Regions from separate parts of the Homo sapiens genome. Here region 1 is linked to region 2. A link is a contact called in ENCODE POLR2A ChIA-PET data. All regions are on one chromosome and are shown on one strand. The core of a region is the stretch at or near the end of the contact, and the rest is flanking DNA. Distances in the headings are between cores, read along the strand shown. Region 1 has its middle 30 kb from the start of MIR483. Region 2 holds the start of MRPL23-AS1 (MRPL23 antisense RNA 1).

Evidence for each region. ChIA-PET counts read pairs that join two places held with the same protein, here RNA polymerase II (POLR2A).
Region 1: POLR2A ChIA-PET joins it to region 2 with 13 read pairs in HepG2. The contact joins the enhancer-like site here to the promoter of MRPL23-AS1 in region 2. POLR2A ChIA-PET finds 5 or more read pairs at or near these places in 2 of 52 experiments (HepG2 and Panc1).

What each region holds. Positions count from the first base shown.
Region 1 is chr11:2,101,473-2,107,103 of GRCh38, reverse strand. No RefSeq gene overlaps it. Among named protein-coding and RNA genes, the nearest start is that of MIR483, 30 kb to the left of the region's middle. Within about 2 kb of position 4,366, at least 4 of the 41 ENCODE cell types and tissues checked have a DNase peak (open chromatin) inside an H3K27ac peak, as active enhancers do.
Region 2 is chr11:1,986,225-1,992,143 of GRCh38, reverse strand. It overlaps MRPL23-AS1 (MRPL23 antisense RNA 1), which reads left to right and starts at 2,224. Exons shown (of 4, transcript NR_024471.1): 1 at 2,224-2,318. It overlaps LINC01219 (long intergenic non-protein coding RNA 1219), which reads right to left and starts at 1,048. Exons shown (of 3, transcript NR_126400.1): 1 at 885-1,048; 2 at 1-206. It also overlaps a transcript of MRPL23 not described here. RefSeq lists enhancers at 335-4,405, 4,400-5,254, 335-5,254.

The DNA of each region.
Region 1 (5,631 bases), core at 3,117-5,616, 110 kb before region 2:
CTATCCACCCATCCATGTATCCACCCCTCTATGCATCTATTCATCCATCCATTCACCCACTCATTCATACATCCACTCATTCACCCATGTATCTATCTATCTATCCATCCATCCATCCATGCATCCACCCATCTATGCATCTATTCATCCGTCCATTCACCCACCTATTCATACACCCACTTATTTATCCATATATCTATCTTCCATCCATCCATGCATCCACCCATCCATGCATCCACCCACCCATTCATCCATCCATCCATCCACCCACTCATTTGTTCATGTATCCATCCACCCATCCATCCTTCCTTCCATCCATGCATGCATCCATCCATCCATCCATGCACCCATCCATGCATCCATCCATCTTCCTTTCCTTCCTTCCTTCCTTCCTTCCTTCCTTCCTTACTTCCATGAATCCATGCATCCACTTATCCATCCATCCATCTGTTCATCCATCCATCTGTTCATCCACCCATCCATGCACCCATCCATGCACCCATCCATGCACCCATCTGTGCACCCATTCATCCTCCCTCCCTCCCTTCTTCTCTTCCTTCCTTCTTTCCTTCCTTCCTTCCTTCTTTCCTCTTGCCCTCCCTCCCTCTCTTCCTTCCTTCCTTCCTTCCTTCCATGGATCCATGCATCCACCCACGCATCCAGCCATCTACCCAGCCAACCATTTACCCATCTACATACCTTTCTAGCCCCCACCACATACTCACATGGACATCTGGGGGAGAGCATCTCATGGCAGGAGCAGCGGGTACAAGGCTTGTAGAGAGGTGATGTGGCGTCTCTGAGGAGTGGTGGATAGGGAGGAAGCATGGGTTGTTGAGAAACACACCTGAGAAACCAAGGGGAGCTTGCCCAGGAAGGCATCAGGAAGCCCTGAAGGGGATGCAGCTTTTTCTTGGAGAGAAGTGGGGCTAGTGGAGGTCTCTGCTTAGGAGTGAAGGGATCCTGTGGCTGCTGAGTGACCAGAGTGCAAGAGGAGAAGTGGAGGCACCTGCTGGGATACACACAGAAGGGAGTGACTGGGAGGGACTGGTGGAGGAGTGAGGGTGGTTGCACCCTGGTGTGTGCTGAGGGCAGAGTGAGAGCCTTTGCTGAGGGCCTAGAGGAGTGAAGAGCCCAGAAGGCCCCTGGGAAGGATGGCATCACCTGACAGAGAAGAGGAGAGGCAGAAAGGTACATTTGGAGTTTCAGGGCTAGGCGGTCATGTCCACAGAGGCCGGGGACATCCGTGAGAGGGGAATAATGGACAGACAGCACCTGCCAGGTCATGTTGCCAAGAGGCCCCTGGCCAGGAGCTCAGACCAGCCTGGGCAAGTGGTCAGGTCCTGGCTGCTGGCTGTGGCCTTCGTCCTGCTGGCCTCTCAGATGTCACAGGGAGCTCTCGGAGCCTCTTGAGCTGTCCCCCAATGGGCTGCTACCTGGCTCCGAGGCCTGGTCCCAGCCCCACAGCCCCAACTTGGTGTTCCTTCAGGGCAGAGACAGATGGGACAGGGGTCAGTGAGGGGAGGAGAGTTCTCAGGAGGCGGTGCTTGGGCTGGGCCTGGGGAGGGAAGCTCCAGGGTGCTCCTGGGGCAGCAGGGTGAACCAGCTCTGACGTTTTCTGTATTAAGGAGCATCTGAGAAGGGAGAGAACAAACGCTTCGCTTTTCCACATCAGGCACAACATGATCGGTCATCCGTTTTCATTCCGGGATCTGGAAAACAGCTGATTCTGGAAAGCTACAACTTCCCTAGGTGCAGAGCTCTGTGGAGAAGGGCTCCCGCAGGGCTGGGGGTGGGAGCTCAGGCCCCAGGCACTCCAGAGCTGGCTCAGGAAAGGGTAAGGCTCAGACTGGGCCTGGAGGGAAGAGCCCACCAAGGAGGAACCAGTCTCCACCCCCTGCCTCTGGCCAGGTTTCTATAGCACTGGTGACCAGGACACTCGAGCCTCTGGGACCTCAGTGGGCTAATCCGGGACTAATCCTAGCAACAGGCTGGGCCTGCAGCCACATGATGGCCGAGGGTTGCTGAGCATGCACCCATGACCCTTCCCAGGGGCCTGGCCACAGTGCCTGGTTTCCCTCTGTGCCCTGGCATTGAGTGGAGTTGGCTCCAGGAGCAAGGCCCCCTGGGCCTTTGGTCCCTTTCCTGGGCCCAGCTCTGGGCCACTGGGGTCCCCATGGCTGCCCTCACCTGGGGGTTGGCAGGATCAGCGGAAATTAACAGGTGAGGGAGGCCTCATGCATGAAGCACGGCTTCCTGCTGGGAGCGGTGGAAACCTGGGGATTTCGGGGCGGGCTCAGGGATCCTGATACACTCACTTGGGGCCCTGGGCTGGGGCAAGGCAACATGGTGAGTCTTCTGGGCCACTGGAACCGTGAGGAAGGACAAAGCTCTGGAGGCCTTGACCAAGGAGGCCTGCTGCGCGTGTGTGTATATGAATGTGTGTTTGCATGTGTGGGCGTGCGTGTGTATATGAATGTGTGTTTGCATGTGTGGGCATGTGTGTATATGAATGTGTGTTTGTGTGTGTGGGCGTGTGTGTATATGAATGTGTGTTTGCATGTGTGGGCATGTGTGTGTATGCATGTGTGTCTGTGCGTGCATGTGTGTACCCCTGTGTGTGTGTGTGCGCACTCCGGCACGGGAGGGGGTTGTGCCCCTGCCTCCGCGCCCCAGAAGCTCTGGTTCCATCTGTGTTCTTGCTTTTCATCAGTCAGCCATCATTTGTTAATTCATTCATTCACCCATCATTCATTCAGCAATGGTCAGGAGGAGCCAGGAAGCACCCTTGTCCGTGCTGACCCAGGCTGTGGGTCTGTTGTGTTGGCCTCAGCAGTGTCTGGGCATCAGCAGGTGAAAGGGTGCCTGAGTGTCAGTGTGGGAGCGGCCTCCACTGAGAACCACAGCTCCCCGGGAGTACCCTGAGCGGCAGCGCTCTGTTCCCTGCTCTGCCATCTCCTGGACCCATGCCCTTCCTAGCTGCTGGATCAGCCTCTGCCCAGGTTGGGCTGCAGGTGCTGGGTCCAGGCCTCCCCGGGGTGCCCCTCGTCAGGGGTTGCAGGCAGCCCCTGCGACCATGGCTGGAGCTGGGCTGACCCGGGCTCAAACTCCTGACTCTTGTGCCACTTACTGTGTGTCTGCGGGAAAGCCACTTAATGGAGACTCATCCTCAGTCTCCTTGTCTGGAACAGCGACAGTCCTGACTCCTTCAGGGTTTCGAAGGTGATGCTTGTGGAACACGCTACTGGCACCTGGCCATGGAGGGCGTGAGGGACGGCCACTGTCACTACCCAGATTTTCCCTGGGCCAGCAGTGTGGGAGCAGATGGGATTTGGAGTGGAGCACGCACAGGACGGCCCTCGTTCATTTTGAGTCCACACAGGCCTGTGTCCCCAGTTCCCGGCCCTGCCCCTGCTCTGTACTGCAGCACCCCTACCCTCAGAAGAGACCCCTTATTTCCATGTGGAAAGCGCTCTTTGGGCTCTAAGTGGCTTCCCAGGAGGGCAGAGCCCCTGGAGCCATCTCTGGGTTTCCAGGAAGCCCACTGGGAGGGTGGTGGATGGTGTCTCCAGGGCCGTGGAACACTCTGGCTACCCTTAGCACGAGAGGGGGAGATTCTCTGGTTTTCAGCTTGTCCTTCTGTTCCAGGGACAGCTCTGTGGGAGAGGCTCTCTCCTGCCAATGCAGGAGACAGAGCTGGAGCAGAGGAGAGCCCCTGCTTAGGCCTAAGAGCCCCAGCTTGGTCACTGAAACTGGGAGCCACGGTTGGGTTGGAAAGTCTGGTCCTCCGTGCCCTGGCAAGGGCAGACTTGGTTTTCCTTCCTACTCTACTCTTCCAGTCTCCTCCTCTGCCAGACTGGCCATGGTGGGTCAGAGAGAGGGGCAAGGAAAGGGAAGTGGGGGGACAGAGCAGGATGACCATAAGGAAGAGGACACAGGAGAGAGAAGGGGATGCAGGGCCTTCCAACTATGGACTTGAAGAAGAAAGACGAAAACAAGAAACCAAAGTCATGTCTTGGCCAACAAACCCCCAGCTCCTATCTCCCTACAGAAAGAAGCTTGGGGGAAACTGGCTCCAGGAGCCTTGGCTGCAGGGAAGGCAGCATTTCCACGACTGAGCCTTTTGCAAACTATGTGGGTCCTGCTCTTTTTGGCCCTCCTGCTCCAGCCCCCAGCTCCCTGCATCCAGCTCTGAGGGCCCCAGAGCCCCATCAGATGTGGAGGGAGCTTGGGTGGAGCAGGGTGGAGGTGCGGCAAAGATCAGGCCAGGCCTCATTGTTTAGAAAAGAAGGAACTGACTTCAGCTCCGGGAGCAGGGCCTCCCACCCCACCCGGACTTCCTGCTCCCTGGGCCTGCCAGTGCGGACTTTGTCCACCTTATTTGGGGATTGAGAAGCCACACTGCTCTATGGCCCTGGGGGTCATGGCAGAGAACCAGAGACTCACAGAGTGGAGGGTGCCTGGCAATCATTCTCCATGATTCAAGGTTACAACACCTTAGCCAAAGAAAGTGCTATTTGAGGATCCATTCATTCCTCCATCCAACTGTTCATCCACCCTTCCATCTACCCACCTGCTCTTCATTCATCCACCTACTTATTCATACGTCTACATTCATCCTCATGTCTCCACATCCCCCACTCACCCATCCATTCATCCTTTCCTCTACCCACTCATCCTTTCATCCGTCCATCCATCCATCCATCCTAATCATCCATCCATCTCAACCATCCATTCATCCATTCACACACCACCTTCCCATCCACTCATCCACCCATCCATCCCACACATCCTTCCACTCACCTACATATTCACTCATCCATCCATCCATCCATTCCAACCTCCATCCATTCACCCACCTACCCATCCATCGATCATCCATCCATCCATCCATTTATCCATCCATCCATCCATCCATCCATCCGCTCACCCATCCATCCATCAATTCACCCACCCATCTATCCACCCACCTATCTACCACCCTTTCCACCACAATTCTATATCATCCAGGTTTGATAATTGGAAGCCCATTGCTAAGAAAACTTCTTGAACAAGTTCTTTGGCTAAGAAACAAGAGGCTGCCTCAATTTACCCACTGCATCTGTGTCTTATGGATTTGAAGTCATCATAAGTCACATCTAAGACCAGGACCAGGACCTGAGACTGTCCTTTCAGGACCTTTTATTTTCCACAATGACAGTGACAGACACACACAGGGAGCACTAAGGCTGGGGTCCCAGTGGACGTCAGTGTGGGGAAGAGTCTCTCCTGGCTCTGTGTGGCCTTTGAAAGACACCTCATTCCTTTGGTCTAGGCTTCTCTGTAAAATGGGCTGCCAAGATGGTTGTGCGGGTCGATGGAGAGAAGTAATCTGCCTGTCTTTGAATCATTGCCTCCAGGTGAAGGTCTCCCCTCTTTCTAACTCTAATCTAAAAACCCATGAGGTTGAAATCCTCAAGCCCCAAGCGACACCTGTGAAACGGCCCAAGAGAAGCGTGCCATGAGGCAGCAGGAAGGGCATTCCAGGAGGAGGGAACAGAGGTGAGAGAGACGCCCTGACATTTGGGGACCCAGCAGGGAGTTTGGCCTGGCTGTCACTGGAATGGCAGCACAGGTGGCTGGAGAGGAAAG
Region 2 (5,919 bases), core at 975-3,474:
ATGCTCCGCGGGGTGTGTGTGTGATCGTGGCCCTGTAGCGGGGTGGTGTTCCCTGGAGGGTGGACCCCTGAGCCTGGCTGTGTGTGGCTGTGTCTCAGCATGAATTCCGTGACCCAGGAGCACGTTTTCAGGCAGGGATTAGGGGCAGCTGGGTGTGGGAGGCAGGCACTTGGTATACCACCGAATGGAGACAGAAAATCCCAACTCTACGAAGGAAGTGAAGTCCCTTCAACAGGGACAAAGCGATGTTTTGGGTCTGACTACAATGCACCCTGGGAAGTCTCAAAGAAAACAGTCGGGGACTCAAGGAGGGCAGCCCCCTCTCCCCGACCCCGAGCTCCCAGGAAGATAAATGATTTCCTCCTCTCTAGAGATGGGGGTGGGATCTGAGCACTCAGAGCCAAGGGCGCAGTGGGTCCGGGCGGGGGCCCTCCTCGGCCCTCCCAACATGGGGGCCAGGAGGTCAGCCCCTCAACCTGGACCCCGGCTGGGTCTCAGGGAATGGTCTCCCCCAGTGGCCCAGCTTGCTTGTGTTTTCAGATGGGTGTGCACGGGTGTGTGTGTGTGTGTGTGTGTGTGTGTGTGTGTGTGTGATGCCTGACAAGCCCCAGAGAGCCAAAGACCTGAGTGGAGATCTTGTGACTTCTCAAAAGGGGGATTGGAAGGTTCGAGAAGGAGCTGTGGTCAGCCTTGCTCTCCCTTAAGGCTGTGGTAACCACACTAGGCATAGCATAGGCCTGCGCCCCGTCCCTCCTTCCCTCCTCCGCGCCTCTCCTTTCTCTTTCTCCCCCCTCTACCCCGCTCCCTGGCCTGCTCCTGGTGACACCGTTGGCCCCCTTCCAGGGCTGAGGGAAGCCAGCGGGGGCCCCTTCCTGGAAGCCCACCTGCAGGCCGGCTTGCTGGGAAGGGGCTGCTCTCGCAGAGGCTCCCGCCCGCCCTGCAGCCGTTTCCTGGAAGCAGTCGCTGTGGGTATTCTGTTCCTTGTCAGCACTGTGCTTGCAAAGAAAGCAGACACTGTGCTCCTTGTCCTTAGGGAGCCCCGCTCCATCACCCAACACCTGGCTGGACACAGGCGGGAGGCCGGGTCCGCGGGGAGCGGCGCGGGGCTGGGGCCGGACCAGTAAACACACACGGGCGCCAGGCACTGCAGGCTCCTCCTCCTCCTCCTGCCCAGCGCCTCTGCTCACAGGCACGTGCCAAGCCCCTAGGCCAGGAGGCCCAGCAGTGGGTGCAGAGCAAGCTCCTGGGAAGGGGGTGCAGGGCGGACCCCCGGGGAGAAGGGCTGGCAGGGCTGTGGGGGACGCTGACCGTGGGCCCCACGTTGCAGAAAACTGGCTGCCTGGCTGGAAGATGGGGGAGATGCCAAGCCTCTGAGGCAGCACGAGCAGGGTGCATGGAGGCCGGGGCGCGGGGAGGCTGCACTGCAGCATGCACCCCAAAGCCCAGAGGGAGTGGAGACCAGGCCCTGGAATCGAGAAGTAGAAAGGCGGCTTGGAGGCCTCGGAACCGGCTGACCTCCAACAGAGTGGGGCCGGCCCTGGAGGCAAAGAGGTGCCCGGGGTCCGGCCCTGCCTGGGGGAGCTATGTGTCATGGGCAGCCACAGGATATGTAGCCAGCTCTGAGCATATGGACCCAGGGCAGGGCTGCAAGGCAGGGCAGGGGAGACAGACGGGGGAGCAAGGAGCAGAGAGGGGGCCTCAGGCTCTCCCAGGAGGAACATTCTCCCGACAGGAGGAAGAGACGGCCCAGGGGTGACTGTGGGGAGCCATGGTGGCAGCTGGGGTCGTGGCAGATGGGAGAGAGGCTGGCGAGGTGAAGGTGCAGGGGTCAGGGCTCTGGGGCCCACATGCCTGTGGGAGCGGGCAGGCCCAGGGCTCTCCGCCACTCCCCACTCCCGCTTGGCTCATAGGCTGGGCCCAAGGGTGGGGTGGGATGAGCAGGAGATGGGGCCCAGGGGGCAAGCAGGGCCCCAAAGACATTTAGAAAAACCGGTTTATGCAGGCAGCATTCAGAGCAGGCGGCGTGCGTGGCGGGGGCCCTGGGAGCACAGAGAGGCACACGTAGGGCCCCCGAGGGTCTCCCCATTGGCCGGCAGTGACATCACCCCTGTGTCAACAGTGATGTCTGCAGCTCCGGCCAGCCAGGGTTTATGGAGCGAGACCCAGCCCGGCCTGGGCCCTCACTCCCCAGGCCCACACACTAGCCCACTGTTCAGGGTCCGGGGTGGCAGCATGGCCTGGGGGTCCTGGCACCGCTGCTCCTCTGCCCACCCTAACTTCCCGGCATGGCGGCTGCCCCCTCTGAGCGTCCCCAACCAGTAAGTGTGGGGCCAGCAGGCCTGCCGTCCTCCTCCTCTTCCCTCTAGAGAGAAACGTGGAGGTCCTGGGGCTGGGGGCGCTCATAGCCCTGTGACACAGGTGCATGGGGTCAGGGGTCCCAGAATGGCCCCTGGGAAGGACCTCAGCTGGGCCGGCGGCTCTAGGCTTCAGGGGTCTGTCTGCACAGGGGCTAGCCCCTCCCAGACCTCTGTGAAGCCAGTACGGGCCTCCCCTCCCTGCCCCGTGCTCTGTCCGGTGCTTCCTGGACTGCACTGCGGGCCACTGGTGAGAGGGTGGACAGGGAAGGGCCGCCGTGGTGCCTGTTCCTGCCCACCTGGCTGTGTGGTCCCCTCCAAGTAGGGACAACCCTTCTGAGGGCTTGGGGGCACCCTGGGGTTGCCAGGGCCTCCCAGAGCCCTGTGAGCCCCTGGGGGGTCTGGCCTGATGCCCCCCTCCACGTCCAGGGCCGGCTGTGGCCCAGAACCCCAGCTTCCCAGCAGGCCGGTGTGCGGTGGTGACCCAGGAGAGGCCTCACCTCCACTGAGGGGCCACCGACCTCTGCCAGGCCACAGAGACCCCCAAGGAGTCTGAAGGCTGGAGACCCGGGGCTGGGACCAGGTGGGACTTTCCCACGGAGCCGCCCCCAGGCCCAGCTGGGGACACGTCCCCCTTCTCTCCAGACACACCCTGCCTGCCACCACGACACACCGGCCTGTTGGGGGTCTCTTTTAAGTGCTTGCCACTCTGAGGTGACTGTCCCTTTCCAAAGAGGTTTCTGGGGCCCAGGTGGGATGCGTCGGCCTGAGCAGGAGGATCTGGGCCGCCAGGGGCTGGGGACTGTCTCCTGGGGAAGGAAGCGCCTGGGAGCGTGTGTGCTGACCCAGGACCATCCAGGGAGGCCCGTCTGTGGGGCAAGCGGGAAGGGAGCGGCTGGAGAGGCTTGGCCGCCCCCGCCCTGCCTCCCATTCCTTAGCTCCATGCCTGTCAACCTCTGTCACCCAGTGAGTGATGTCCAGGGGCCCTGGAAAGGTCACAGCATGTTTGAGCGGGGTGAGAGAGAGGGGAAAGGCGGGGGCGGGGAAAAGTACGTGGAGGAAGCTCTAGGCCCAAGGAAGGAGAAAGGGTTCTGGGAGGGAGGGAGCCACTGGGGCCGCCGGGAAGGTCCCTGCCTGCTGCTGCCACCCAGAACCCTCGCCTCTTAGCTAGCCCCCGCAGCCCCAGCCTTTCTGGCCTGTGCCCCTCTCCCCCATCCCCAGCTGTCCTGTGCAACCAGGCCTTGGACCCAAACCCTCCTGCCCCCTCCTCTCCCTCCTCACCCTCCCAATGCAGTGGTCTCCAGCCTGGCTCTGCCCTGCCGCAGGTCCCCTCCCCTCATTCCAGGCCTAGAGCCTCCAGTCCCGGTGGCCCCCAGCCCGAGGGTGAACGGCCTCACCCTGGGTCGTGGGACAGAGGGCACGTTCATCAAGAGTGGCTCCCAAGGGACACGTGGCTGTTTGCAGTTCACAGGAAGCATTCGAGATAAGGAGCTTGTTTTCCCAGTGGGCACGGAGCCAGCAGGGGGGCTGTGGGGCAGCCCAGGGTCAAGGCCAGGCTGTGGGGCTGCAGCTGCCTTGGGCCCCACTCCCAGGCCTTTGCGGGAGGTGGGAGGCGGGAGGCGGCAGCTGCACAGTGGCCCCAGGCGAGGCTCTCAGCCCCAGTCGCTCTCCGGGTGGGCAGCCCAAGAGGGTCTGGCTGAGCCTCCCACATCTGGGACTCCATCACCCAACAACTTAATTAAGGCTGAATTTCACGTGTCCTGTGACTTGGGTAGACAAAGCCCCTGTCCAAAGGGGCAGCCAGCCTAAGGCAGTGGGGACGGCGTGGGTGGCGGGCGACGGGGGAGATGGACAACAGGACCGAGGGTGTGCGGGCGATGGGGGAGATGGACAACAGGACCGAGGGTGTGCGGGCGATGGGGGAGATGGACAACAGGACCGAGGGTGTGCGGGACACGCATGTCACTCATGCACGCCAATGGGGGGCGTGGGAGGCTGGGGAGCAGACAGACTGGGCTGGGCTGGGCGGGAAGGACGGGCAGATGGGATCCCAAGGACATGGAATTTCGGACCTTCTGTCCCCGCCCTCTCTGCTGAGCCTAGGAACCTCTGAGCAGCAGGAAGGCCTTGGGTCTAGAGCCTAGAAATGGACCCCCACGTCCACCTGCCCAGCCTAGACCCCCAGCATTGAAGGGTGGTCAGACTTCCTGTGAGAGGAAGCCACTAAGCGGGATGGACACCATCGCCCACTCCACCCGGCCCTGCCCAGCCCTGCCCAGTCCAGCCCAGTCCAGCCCAGCCCTGCCCTTCCCAGCCCTGCCCAGCCCAGCTCATCCCTGCCCTACCCAGCCCAGCCCTGTCCTGCCCTGCCCAGCCCAGCCCAGCCCAGCCCTGCCCTGCCCTGCCCTGCCCTTCCCAGCCCTGACCTTCCCAGCCCTGCCCAGCCCAGCTCATCCCTGCCCTACCCAGCTCAGCCCTGCCCTGCCCTGCCCAGCCCTGCCCAGCCCAGCCCTGCCCTGCCCTGCCCAGCTCAGCCCTGCCCACCCCAGCCCAGCCCAGCCCAGCATGCCTTCTCTGGCTGGAGAGCACAGGCTTGACCTTAGAAAGAGGCTGGCAACGAGGGCTGAGGCCACCAGGCCACTGGGTGCTCACGGGTCAGACAAGCCCAGAGCCTGCTCCCCTGCCACGGGTCGGGGCTGTCACCGCCAGCATGCTGTGGATGTGCATGGCCTCAGGGCTGCTGGCTCCAGGCTGCCCCCGCCCTGGCTCCCGAGGCCACCCCTCTTATGCCATGAACCCTGTGCCACACCCACCTCTGAGCTGTCCCCGCTCCTGCCGCCTGCACCCCCTGAGCAGCCCCCTGTGTGTTTCATGGGAGTCTTAGCAAGGAAGGGGAGCTCTTCAATCTTGCCAGTCAGGGTGCTGTCTGCTGAGTAAGTGTCCCCGTGCTGTGCCCCAATGTCCCCATCCTTTGGCAAACAGCCATCAGCCTGTGGATCCTGCACTCCCATGCGGTGGGAGAGGGAGACCTGGGCTCACCTGAGCCTCCCCACAAGCCAGGGAGAGGGGCTGCCCAATGGCGGGAGGCCCCCATGGATCCCAAACGGCAGTTGCCCGCACTCCTACCCAGGAACTTTGTCTGTGATGAACAGTAAGGAATAAGGAAGCGGGTGAGAAAGAAGGAAGGAAAGGCGGTGGGGGGCATGGCGGGGGGCGGGGAGGGTGTTTGGAAAGTTCCAGAAAAGAGTCACTTCACCAGAAAGGCCACAAGCTCCCCGTGCCCCCAGCCCCTGCTCGGCTCCGAGGTGAAGGACTTGGAGCGTCGACGCTGGCGTGGGGACCAGCTGTTCTCCTTGAGTTTGTTTCCTTCAGTTCCTTCCGGGCCTCACCCTCCTCTTCCTGCCACACACACACTTTTTTCCTTTTTAAATTGTTTTATTTGGGGCCAGGTGTGGTGGCTCACACCTGTAATCTCAGTATTTTAGAAGGCCAAGGTGGGCAGATTGCTTGAGTCCAGGAGTTGGAGACCAGCCTGGGCAACATAGTGAGACCCCATCTCTACCAA